Regions from separate parts of the Homo sapiens genome. Here region 2 is linked to region 1. The links are chromatin contacts, found by Hi-C in ENCODE. All regions are on one chromosome and are shown on one strand. Each heading gives the region's core, a stretch centred on a gene start or an enhancer-like site at or near the end of the contact. The rest is flanking DNA. Distances are from core to core; before and after follow the strand shown. Region 1 holds the start of CLNS1A (chloride nucleotide-sensitive channel 1A). Region 2 holds the start of CAPN5 (calpain 5).

The links. Hi-C counts contacts between places; a loop is a spot of excess contacts on that map. Pooled maps may share reads with other maps.
Region 2: a loop to region 1 is called in a map of CD8-positive, alpha-beta T cell, with 4 times the contacts of the local background. The contact joins the promoter of CAPN5 here to the promoter of CLNS1A in region 1. A Hi-C loop is called at or near these places in 1 of 168 maps with a recorded cell type or tissue (CD8-positive, alpha-beta T cell) and 3 of 50 pooled maps.

Annotation. Positions count from the first base shown.
Region 1 is chr11:77,634,983-77,639,991 of GRCh38, reverse strand. It overlaps CLNS1A (chloride nucleotide-sensitive channel 1A), which reads left to right and starts at 2,198. Exons shown (of 7, transcript NM_001293.3): 1 at 2,198-2,402. The coding sequence starts at 2,278. LOC107984369 (a long non-coding RNA gene) reads right to left here and starts at 184. Exons shown (of 3, transcript XR_001748072.1): 1 at 47-184. RefSeq lists enhancers at 2,057-2,296, 1,951-2,470.
Region 2 is chr11:77,063,858-77,068,866 of GRCh38, reverse strand. CAPN5 (calpain 5) reads right to left here and starts at 1,896. Exons shown (of 13, transcript NM_004055.5): 1 at 1,773-1,896. RefSeq lists a silencer at 1,691-2,380 and an enhancer at 2,237-2,737.

The sequences.
Region 1 (5,009 bases), core at 949-3,448:
GCAGTATAAGGACCTAGATTGATGTATGCTACTTGGTTGTGTATACCTGAGATGTGAACAGTCCCAGGAGATGGGGACGGGGTGGCCAGATCAGAACATCATAACCGAGTTGGGAGACTTCTGAGCTCCAGATGAGTGGTCTCTATGTCCTATGCATCCTTTGGCAAGGGACTCCATGTATTAGTCTTTCTCTCTTTGTTTTTTTTTTTTTTTTTTTTTTTTTTTGAGACAGTGTTTCGCTCTTGTTGCCCAGGCTGGAGTGCAATGGCGTGATCTCGGCTCACCGCAACCTCCGCCTCCCGGGTTCAAGCAATTCTCCTGCCTCAGCCTCCCGAGTAGCTAGGATTACAGGCATGCGCCACCACGCCAGGCTAATTGTGCATTTTTAGTAGAGACGGGGTTTCTCCATGTTGGTCAGGCTGGTCTCGAATTCCCGACGTCAGGTGATCCGTCCGCCTCGGCCTCCAAAATGCTGGGATTACAGGCGTGAGCCATTGCCACCGGTGTATTACTCTTTCTCTATTGCAATTCCCCTGTCTTGATAAATAGGCTCTGTCTAAGCAGCAGGCACGGTGATCCCATTGGGCAGTTACAACAGGGTTGTATGTAACTGGGTTACAGGGTTGTAACAGGGTTGCTGCTGTAATGGCCCAATGGGTTCACCTTGCCTGTTGCCTAGACAGAGCTGATTTATCAAGATGGAAATTGTAACAGAAAAACAGTAATTCACGCAGAGCTGCTGTGCAGGAGACTAGAGTTTGTTGTTGTTGTTTTGAGACGGAGTCTCTCTCTGTCGCCCAGGCTGGAGTGCCAAGGCGCGACCTCGGCTCACTGCAAGCTCCGCCTCTCGGGTTCACGCCATTCTCCCGCTTCAACCTCCCGAGTAGCTGGGACTACAGGCACCTGCCACCACGCCCGGCTAATTTTGTTTTTGTATTTTTAGTCGAGACGGGGTTTCACCGTGTTAGCCAGGCTGGTCTCGATCTCCTGTCCTCGTGATCTGCCCGCCTCGGCCTCCCAAAGTGCTGGGATTACAAGCATGAGCCACTGCACCCGGCCTAGAGTTTTATTTTTACTCAAATCAGTTTCCCAGAGCATTCAGGGATCAAAGTTTTTTTGTTTTTTGTTTTTTGTTGTTTTTTTTTTTTTTTTGAGACGGGGTCTCGCTCTGTCGCCCAGGCTGGAGTGCAGTGGCGCTATCTCGGCTCACTGCAAGCTCTGCCTCCCGGGTTCACGCCATTCTCCTGCCTCAGCCTCCCCAGTAGCTGGGACCACAGGCGCCTGCCACCACACCCGGCTAATTTTTTTGTATTTTTAGTAGAGACGGGGTTTCACCATGTTAGCCAGAATGGTCTTGATCTCCTGACCTCGTGATCCGCCCGCCTCGGCCTCCCAAAGTGCTGGGATTACAGGCGTGAGCCACCGCGCCCAGCCAGGGATCCAAGTTTTTAAGGATAATTTGGCAGGTTGGGGAAGGCCAGTGAGTCAAGAGTGCTGATTGGTTGGGTGGGAGATGAAGTCACAGGGAGTTGAAGCTGTCCTCTTGCGCTGAGTCAGTTCCTGGGTTGGTGGGGAGGGGGCACAAGATCACATAGCCAGTTTATCCATCTGGTGGTGCCAGCTGATCCATCAAGTGCAGGGTCTGCAACATATCTCAAGCACCGATCTTAGGTGCAGTTTAGGGAGGGTCAGAATCTTGTAGCTTGCAGCTGTAATTTCTAATCTAAACCATAATTTCTAATCTTGTGGCTGATTTGTTAGTCCTACAAAGGCAGTCCAGTCCCCAGGCAAGAAGGAAGTTTGTTTTGGGAAAAGGCTGTCATCATCTTTGTTTTAAACTTCAAACTGTAAACTAAGTTCCTCCCAAAGTTAGTTCAGCCTATATCCAGCAATGAACAAGGACAGTTTGGAGGTTAGAAACAACATGGATTTGGGTAGGTCAGATCGCTTTCAGTGTCTCAGTTATAATTTTGCAGTGGTGGTTTCACTGTGACAATCCTGAGGGACTTCCCACAGAACCCTCAGTTATTGAAGCCCAAAGCCTCAGAAATGGCGAGGAAGAAGGGGAAGGGTGTTGCGCGGTCAAACTCCACACGTTCTTAGCCGACCTCCGCCGCTTTTCCTAGAATGTCTCATCTCTATGGTCGACGGCGTTCAGATTCCGGGGCAGACTAAGTTGTTCTTCCGGGGTGACTGCCTCTTCCAGGGCGGGCGGTGTGGTGCACGCATTGCTGTGCTCCAACTCCCTCAGGGCCTGTGTTGCCGCACTCTGCTGCTATGAGCTTCCTCAAAAGTTTCCCGCCGCCTGGGCCAGCGGAGGGGCTCCTGCGGCAGCAGCCAGACACTGAGGCTGTGCTGAACGGGAAGGGCCTCGGCACTGGTACCCTTTACATCGCTGAGAGGTAGGGTTCCTGGTCCCCAGCGCTGGCCTCCTGCGCGCCGCCCTCCTCCTTGCTGGAGCAGGCGGTGCGAAGGAGCCGGGCAAGGGGCGGCCTGGAGGCCTGCTGGGAGCGGGGTCTCGTGCCCGACGCCTCAGGGATACCTGTAGCGGGTGGAAGGCTCGATTTTTCTAGTACTCCTCCGGAGTCTTCCATTCTCTGTTTTCTCCGGCCGGAATTTCCCCTTATGGATTGTGCTTTTTTTTTTTTTTTTTCTTTTTTTCCTCTTTCTCTTTCTCTGTCTCTTTCTCTCTTTCTTTCTTCTTCTTTTCTTTCTTTCTTTCTTTTATTTTCTTTTTTTTTTTTTTTTAACTCGCCTATTTACTGGAGGTCTGGCGCGTGCGTTGCCCTTAACGCACGGTCTGGTTTTAAGGGTCTGAAGTGTGCCTGTCTTTCCGGATGAACAGATGCAGGAGATGTTCCCCTCTCTGGGATACGTAGTTTCAGAGCCGACTGTGGAGGACTTTTAAAGTTTGGTTACACAATAAAGATTTTCTTCTGTAGGTATAGTAAGGAGAGGAACACCCTTAACTCGACACAGACAGGGGTCATATGCAGAGGGACCAGACTCCCGTTTTGGGGTCCTGGAAGGAATTGCCCTTTTATTTGGCCACGTGGAGCACTTTGGTATTTTGACAGTCAGATAGATCTACCGTAAATATTGTGGTTGTAGAACAGAGGTCCCTGTTTCCTTGACATGCAGTTTTCTTTATTTTGAAGCCTGTAATGACACATCGAATCTTTCCTGCCCTTCAGATATGTGTTGCTTCCCCTTTTGCTCCATCACTTGTCTACAGCCAGAGAAAATTCTCTACTTTTAAGAGCTCATGTGATTACTTTGGAACCACCTGTAAAATCCAGGATAATCTCCCTATGTTACTGTCGACTGGTAACCTTAATTACGTTTGTGAAGTCCCTTTTGCTGTGTAATATAACATATTCACCCGCATGACACCAGAAAGTGAAGGTCGTGGGGCCAAAATTCTGCCTACTACAGAATCCAGAGCACAAAAACTGTAAAGAACCTCTGCTTTAAAGGGAAATTTAGACATTGAACAAGGTTTAGGCTTCAGGCCAGAAACTGAGATAGGACATATGGATGGGAGGAAAAGCAAGATTGAGGTGAGAGGCAGATAATGAGTTTGGTCAGGACATGTGTGGAGTAGTTGTACATATGACCGTGTTGGGCCGGGCGCGGTGGCTCACACCTGTAATCCCAGCACTTTGGGAGGCTGAGGCAGGCAGATCGCTTGAGCCCAGGAGTTTGAGATCAGCCTGGGCAGCATGGCGAAACCCAGTCTCTACAAAAAATACAAAAATTAGCCAGGCATGGTGGCGGCCTGTAGTCCTAGCTACTCAGGAAACTGAGGTGGGAGGATCACCTGAGCCCAGGAGGTCGAGGCTGCGGTGAGCCGTGATTGTGCCCCTGCACTCCAGCCTGCATGACAGAGTGAGACCCTGTCTCAAAAAAAAAATAAAAATAAAAAAAGAATGTGTATCTTGGGAAAGTGGTATTAAAGAGAGATGTTTGGAGGTCGTTAAAGTGTTAGTGTATACTCATGGAAATGGATTAGATATCTCAGAAGAGAAGAGGACCAAGTGTAGAACCCTAGGGATACGCCGACGGGTGGGTCATGAAAGAAGAAACTTGAGAAAGGAGGAAGGAGCAGTCAAAACAAAATGTGAAGAGCATATATTGAGTATTGACAAGGAGATCTTTGATAATTGGGGAAAGCAGTTTCTTTGAAGTGGTGGAAGATGGAGCACAGATACATTCCTAGTTCCCAGGCATTCCTTTTTTATTCATGACATTTCTGTATGTTGACGCTTCTTTCAGTATTATAACTCCTTTTGAGGGACAGTCCTGTATTGATTTTTGCATTTAGAAGAATTTCAAACCTAAGATCCAGTGTGGTGGCTCACGCCTGTAATACCAGCACTTTGGGAGGCTGAGGCGGGTGGATCACCTGATGACAGGAGTTCAAGACCAGCCTGGCCAACAATGTGAAACCCTGTCTCTACTAAAATACAAAAATTATCCGGGTGTGGTGGCGTGCACCTGTAATCCCAGCTACTTGGGAGGCTGAGGCAGGAGAATCGCTTGAACCCGAGAGGCGGAGGTTGTAGTAAGCCGAGATCATGCCATTGCATTCCAGCCTGGGTGACAGAGTGAGACTGTCTCAAAAAAAAAAAAAAAAGAAAAATTTCAAACCTAAAGAAAAGTTGTGTTATTACTACCCATACACCCTTCACAAAGATTTATTAGTTAACATTTTGCCATGTTTATGTCTCTGTTTTTCTTTTTTTTCTGAGCCATTTGAGAATTGTCGACGTTTTCCACTTCCTGTTCAGAAGAACAGGGACATTATCTTGTATAACCACAATACAATTCTCATACTAAGGAAGTATAACTCTTTTTAAGTTCTTATCAGCTTTTAAAAAATTCTTAGCCTGGGCAAGGTGGCTTACGCCTGTAATCGCAGCACTTCGGAAGGCCAAGGTGAGCAGATCCCTTGAGTCCAGGAGTTCTTGACCAGCCTGGACAACATGACAAAACCCCATCTCTGCAAA
Region 2 (5,009 bases), core at 647-3,146, 570 kb after region 1:
ATGGTGGTCCCCATCTCACAGAGGCAGCCCCACCTACCTTCCCCCAGCACTGGGACCCTGTGTAGCCCCTTAGCCCCTGGGCACCTCCTGCCCCCAGCACCCCTGCTCTGGGAAACTTTATCAGGGTCCCTCCTCCCCTGCCAAGCCTAGCCCTGGGTGGGGAGCAGAGGAGAGCAGAAGGGAGGGCCCTCTCCCTGCTTTGGCCTCCTCCTTATAGCCCTCAGTGGAAGCCCACCCACTACTGCAGCCAAAGGTGGCCCTTCTTGGACACACATCTGACCTATCTAATCCGCAATCCACCCCACCAGCATTCATTTTCACACTGCCAGGCCTTTACTCATGCTGTTCCTTGGGGCTGCAATGACCTGCCTTTTCTTTTCTGCTTGGTGGATTTCAAGACCCAGCCCCAACGAATCTGCAAGTGAACTCATCCCCAGCTCCCGGGCACCCATCAGTCCCTGTCTTGTGCTCCCAGCACTGGGTACAACTCTGGACAGGGCCTTATCTGTGGACCCACTGCCTGTCTTGTCAGAAGAGAGGCTCCTCAGGGCAAAGACCCCGCCTGAGCACCTCTGTGTGCTGGCAACTAGCCTGACCTGGCCTGCAGCAGCAGCTGGGCCCACCATACCCTGCCCAGGAGGCAAAGGCAGCCACACCACCCCACCCCCAGACCCTGGGGACAGGAGCAAGGACCAGCCCGAGGACCCTGGGAGGTGTCAATCCTTGCAAAACACAGTGGTTCCCCCAGCAGGCCTCAGACTCATTGAGTTGGCTGAGCCTCACCCGTAAGCCCCTCTCTTCCAAGAAGTCTGCCCAGATCTCTCTTTCCCCTGAGTCCTGGGATAGTCGCCCTCAGTACTTTTCTCTCTAAACCACAGGTGTAGGGAGAAGATTCTGGGATGAGAGCCAGGCGGACCCGGGTTCAAATTCTGGCTCAGCAATCCTGAGAGGGCAGCTGACTTCGCTTCTCTGTGCCCCACTCTTCTGATCTGTATGGAACTTGGGGGTGAATCCCACCACATGAAATGACTGGGAGAGAGAACGTCGCACCTGTTAATGATCTTTTGTCCTATTTCGCCTCTGGTCCCCTAGGCCAGTCTTCCGAGACCCCCAACGCAAAGGAACAGAGGTGGGAACTCTGAGGTCTGAGAAACAAAGATCCATTCCCTCCCAGACCACTCCCCCACACTCCCGCAACACACACACACACACACACACACACACACACACACACGTGCGCCCGCCCTGCAGTCAAGGAGAAAAGCCCCCTTTCAACCTGGGGAGTAGTGCCAAGAAGCGGATAGGCTGGGGCAGTAGGAGCCTCGGCCCTGCCCCTTCCCCAGGCCTGGGTGGTGGAGCACCCAGAAGGGGTTGGTGGATTGCAGGGATGAAAGGGGGGTTAAGCAGGGAAGAGAAGGGGGGAACTGTAAGGAAGATGAGAGGAAGTGACAGTCTAGCCCCGGGTGTTAGGCGCTTCCAGCGCGTCCGCACTAGGAAAACGACTCGGAGACACCCAGAGGGAGGTGAAAAAAAGACTCCTCGCCGGGGGTGGGGGTGGGGACGAGCCGAGGGGGCCCAGGCGGATGCTCCAGGACCCCGCCCCCCAGCCAGCGCTCACTTCCTTTCCCCCCGGGCCCGCGGGAGGTGCAGCCCCCTCCACTGATTCGTGGTCCCGGAGCAATCACTGGCCCGCGCTGCACCCGCACACACCCCCCCGAAACACACACACACACACACACAGAAGCACACGCCTCCCTCCGCCCGCCTCCTACCGGCCGAGCCGCCGCGGGTCCAGCCGGGCTCCCGGGATGCAGGGCACGGCGCGGGCGCTGGAGCGGAGGCTGCAGCCGCCCGGCGCAGCAGCCTCGGGCTCTGGCCGGAGATCCAGCTGGGACTGGCCTGCGGCGGGGGCTGGCGCTCGCATTCCCCGGGTTCGGCCAGCTGGGCCCGGCTCCGCCCCGCCCCGCCCGCGGCCTCCGCCCATTTGCCCGTTGCGAGCCGGAGGCGTGGTCTCCCGTGGGGCGGGGTGGGCGGCCCGGTGGCCGGGTGCGCCCATGCGCACTGGTGCGGTGGGCGGCCGCTCAGAGGAGCGGTCTCATTCCAGCCCCTGTGTTGAACGCGGACTTGGGGCCCCTAGCGGCACCCACCGCCTCTACCGGCTCGGTCGGGCCCTCGTTCTCTCTCCTTCCCAGCCTATCTGTCTGCGGTTGGTGCGCATCCCCATGGGCAGCCTCCCAAGGGCTGGCTGCACCGTGAGGGATCGGGCCGGGGCTGGGGTTCAGCCCCCACAGGGCGGGCCGGGGCCGCGGCTGACTTGGGGCCGGCGTGTAGTACCGAGGACCCGCAAGGGCCAGGGTGCCTGCCAGAACCAGGACTTGGTGGGCGGCGCCCCTCCCTTTCCGGGCTCCACCTTCACATCCATCCCAAGTGTTCGGATGGAGAAGTGGGAGCCCAGGCCCCTGTGAGCAGCAGAGGGCCTCTGTCAGATGGGAAAACTGACCCCGGCCCGTGTTGAGGACTTAATCCCGTGCTGCCATGGGCTCCCGGGCTCGGGCTCATGTTTGACTCTCTGTCCGTGACTGGCTACCGGAATGCCCTGGGATGGCACGGAGCCTGCATTTCCTGATCTGTAAAACGGGGACTATAATCTCTACCCACCCCAGGCCGCTTGGGGAATCCGATAGAGAAGGTTTAGGAGTGACTAGTTCTTGCCTACAGTAGGAGCTCAGGGGTGCCACCACCCCCCGCCCTGAGGCAGCAGGACAGACGCCCATCTGATCTGATGAGCCCATCGGCCCACTCGCTGGTGGAGCGTCTCAGGCCCGTTCATTCTCCGCCTCCAATTTGTTTCGAAGTCTCAGTTAATGATTTCGTCAACCTCTTGTGTTACCGAAACAAACTTGGGTCCGCCCACCCAGTGCAGCAAAGCCAAACACTGACACCAGGATTTGCAGCGGCAGAAAGGGAGGCATTTATTGCAGGGTGCCAAGCAAGGAGAATAGGTCGGCTAATGCTTAAGACCCGTACTCCCCAATGGTTTACATGTAAGGCTTTTTAAAGGTGGGGAGACAGAGGTTATAGGCAAAGTCATAAATAAATACTCTGGAGCTATACATTGGCTTGGCCCAAAAAGGTGAGACATTTTGAGGCAGGGTCATAGGTGGATTCAGAGATTCTGTGATTTGCAATTGGCTTAGGAAGCAAGACTGTCTAAAAACCTGGGGTCCACAGATAGGAGAGTTAAGCATTGGCTTATGGGTGTGACTCTTTACAGAACCCTTGGGAAGAAATTTAAAGAACAGCCCTCAGTTTCCCCTTATCTGAGGCCTAAGTGACAGCTGTGAAAAACAATTCAGGGACATAGGTCAAGATGTTATCTTTAGTTTCTATAGGGAACCAGACATCTTGTGGCTCTAACTTATTTGGGTGGCCCTTGTTTGAAGCTTCAATTACCTTCTTGCTTGTCAAGGTGCTCATTTACTTCTCAAAGCTAGCTAGCTGCCTGAAATTCCCCCTGAAAAGACTCATGATTTTCCTTTATTTCCACTAAGAGGAGTCTCTGCCTCACCTCACTCTCAGTCACCTGGACTTCTCTAGCTTCTCCCCAACCTCCCTGCCTCTGTCCCAGGCCACCCAGATGCTTCTCCCTTAAGAGTAGCCCCAGCCCCCTCAGGAGCCTCCTATCCAACCAAAGAAGACTTTCACATATGCAGCTGAGACCCGCCACCCATAGAAGAGTGTTCTAAGACTGCACCCCATCTGACTCCCCCATCTCCCCTAACCTTATTCCATGCCCTGTACTGGGAGCAGCAGCTTCACCAGCCCTTCAAAAGTCACTTCAGGGGCTCTACTCTCCCCACCTGAAACCATGCCCGTGCTGATCTGTGGCCGTCTGAAGGACTCTTCCTTCCTCCCTGTGCTGCAGCATCCCAAAGCTCCCTTGCTCAGCATCCACCCCTCACCTATGGCCCTTCTCAGGCTGCGTCTCTCAGAGTTGCTGGTGGGGCCAAGGTTTCCCCTGCAAGGCCAAAGTTCCTGGAGGGCAGAGGCCAAGGGTCATTGTCAGGAAGACAGCAGCACTTGGTAGAGCCAAGTAGATCTGGGCTCCAGTCCTCACTCTGCCAGTTACTGGCTGTGTGATCTGGGCAGGTCCTCTATCCTTTTCCCTGTCTGTAAAATGGGCTTCTAGCTGGAGTGTGTGATGACCAGGTACAGGCAAGTCACGGGGATCGATAAAGGCCCGGTTGTGTAGGATACTGGGCAGCATTGTCTCTGGGCTGGGCAACTCCCATGTGTTCCAAGGTGGGGCTGGGGTTGTGTCTGAGAAGGCATGTTTGCCTCAGCCCACAAAACAGTGGGGTTCAGAGGATGCTCAGACCCCCTTCTGTATCTCAAAGCATTGGAGCCACAAGAGGGTATTGTGCAGTAGTTGCAAGCATGGGCTCTGCCTGGGCTCATATTAGCTGAGTGACCTCAGACAAGTGACCCAACCTCACTGTGCCAGTATCCTCTCCTATAAAGCCAGCATAGCAACAGTCGCACCATGGAGTTGTTGTGGGATTAAATGGGCCGGGACATACGGAGCCCTCATGGTTGCCCTTTGCTTGGAGTAAGAGCTCAGCATGTGCTAGCTGGTGTTATTGTCATCTGGCCCAGCCCCTCATTTTGTGAAGACATTGAGTCCCAGAAGCAGAGACATGCACTCATGGCCAGTGAGAAGCCCAGCCACCCTAGCAGGTTAGCACTGGAAGGGCCCAGTCCTTTAATCATCTCCAGCAGCTCCACCTTCTCCGACAGGTGAGGAAAGAGGCCTAGCGAGAGTGACCTGCCCAGGACACCCACCCTGGTGGCCGGGTGGAGAGAGCATTGGCCCTGCTCTTGGGGGAGAGAGAGGTCCCCAAGATAGGCCAGGAAGAGCCAGATCTGCCCAACAAGGTTGGGGAAAAGGTGGGACTTTGATGATGCTCTGGCCCGGGATCCTGCTGGTCAGTTTTTGTAAACTGAGTCAT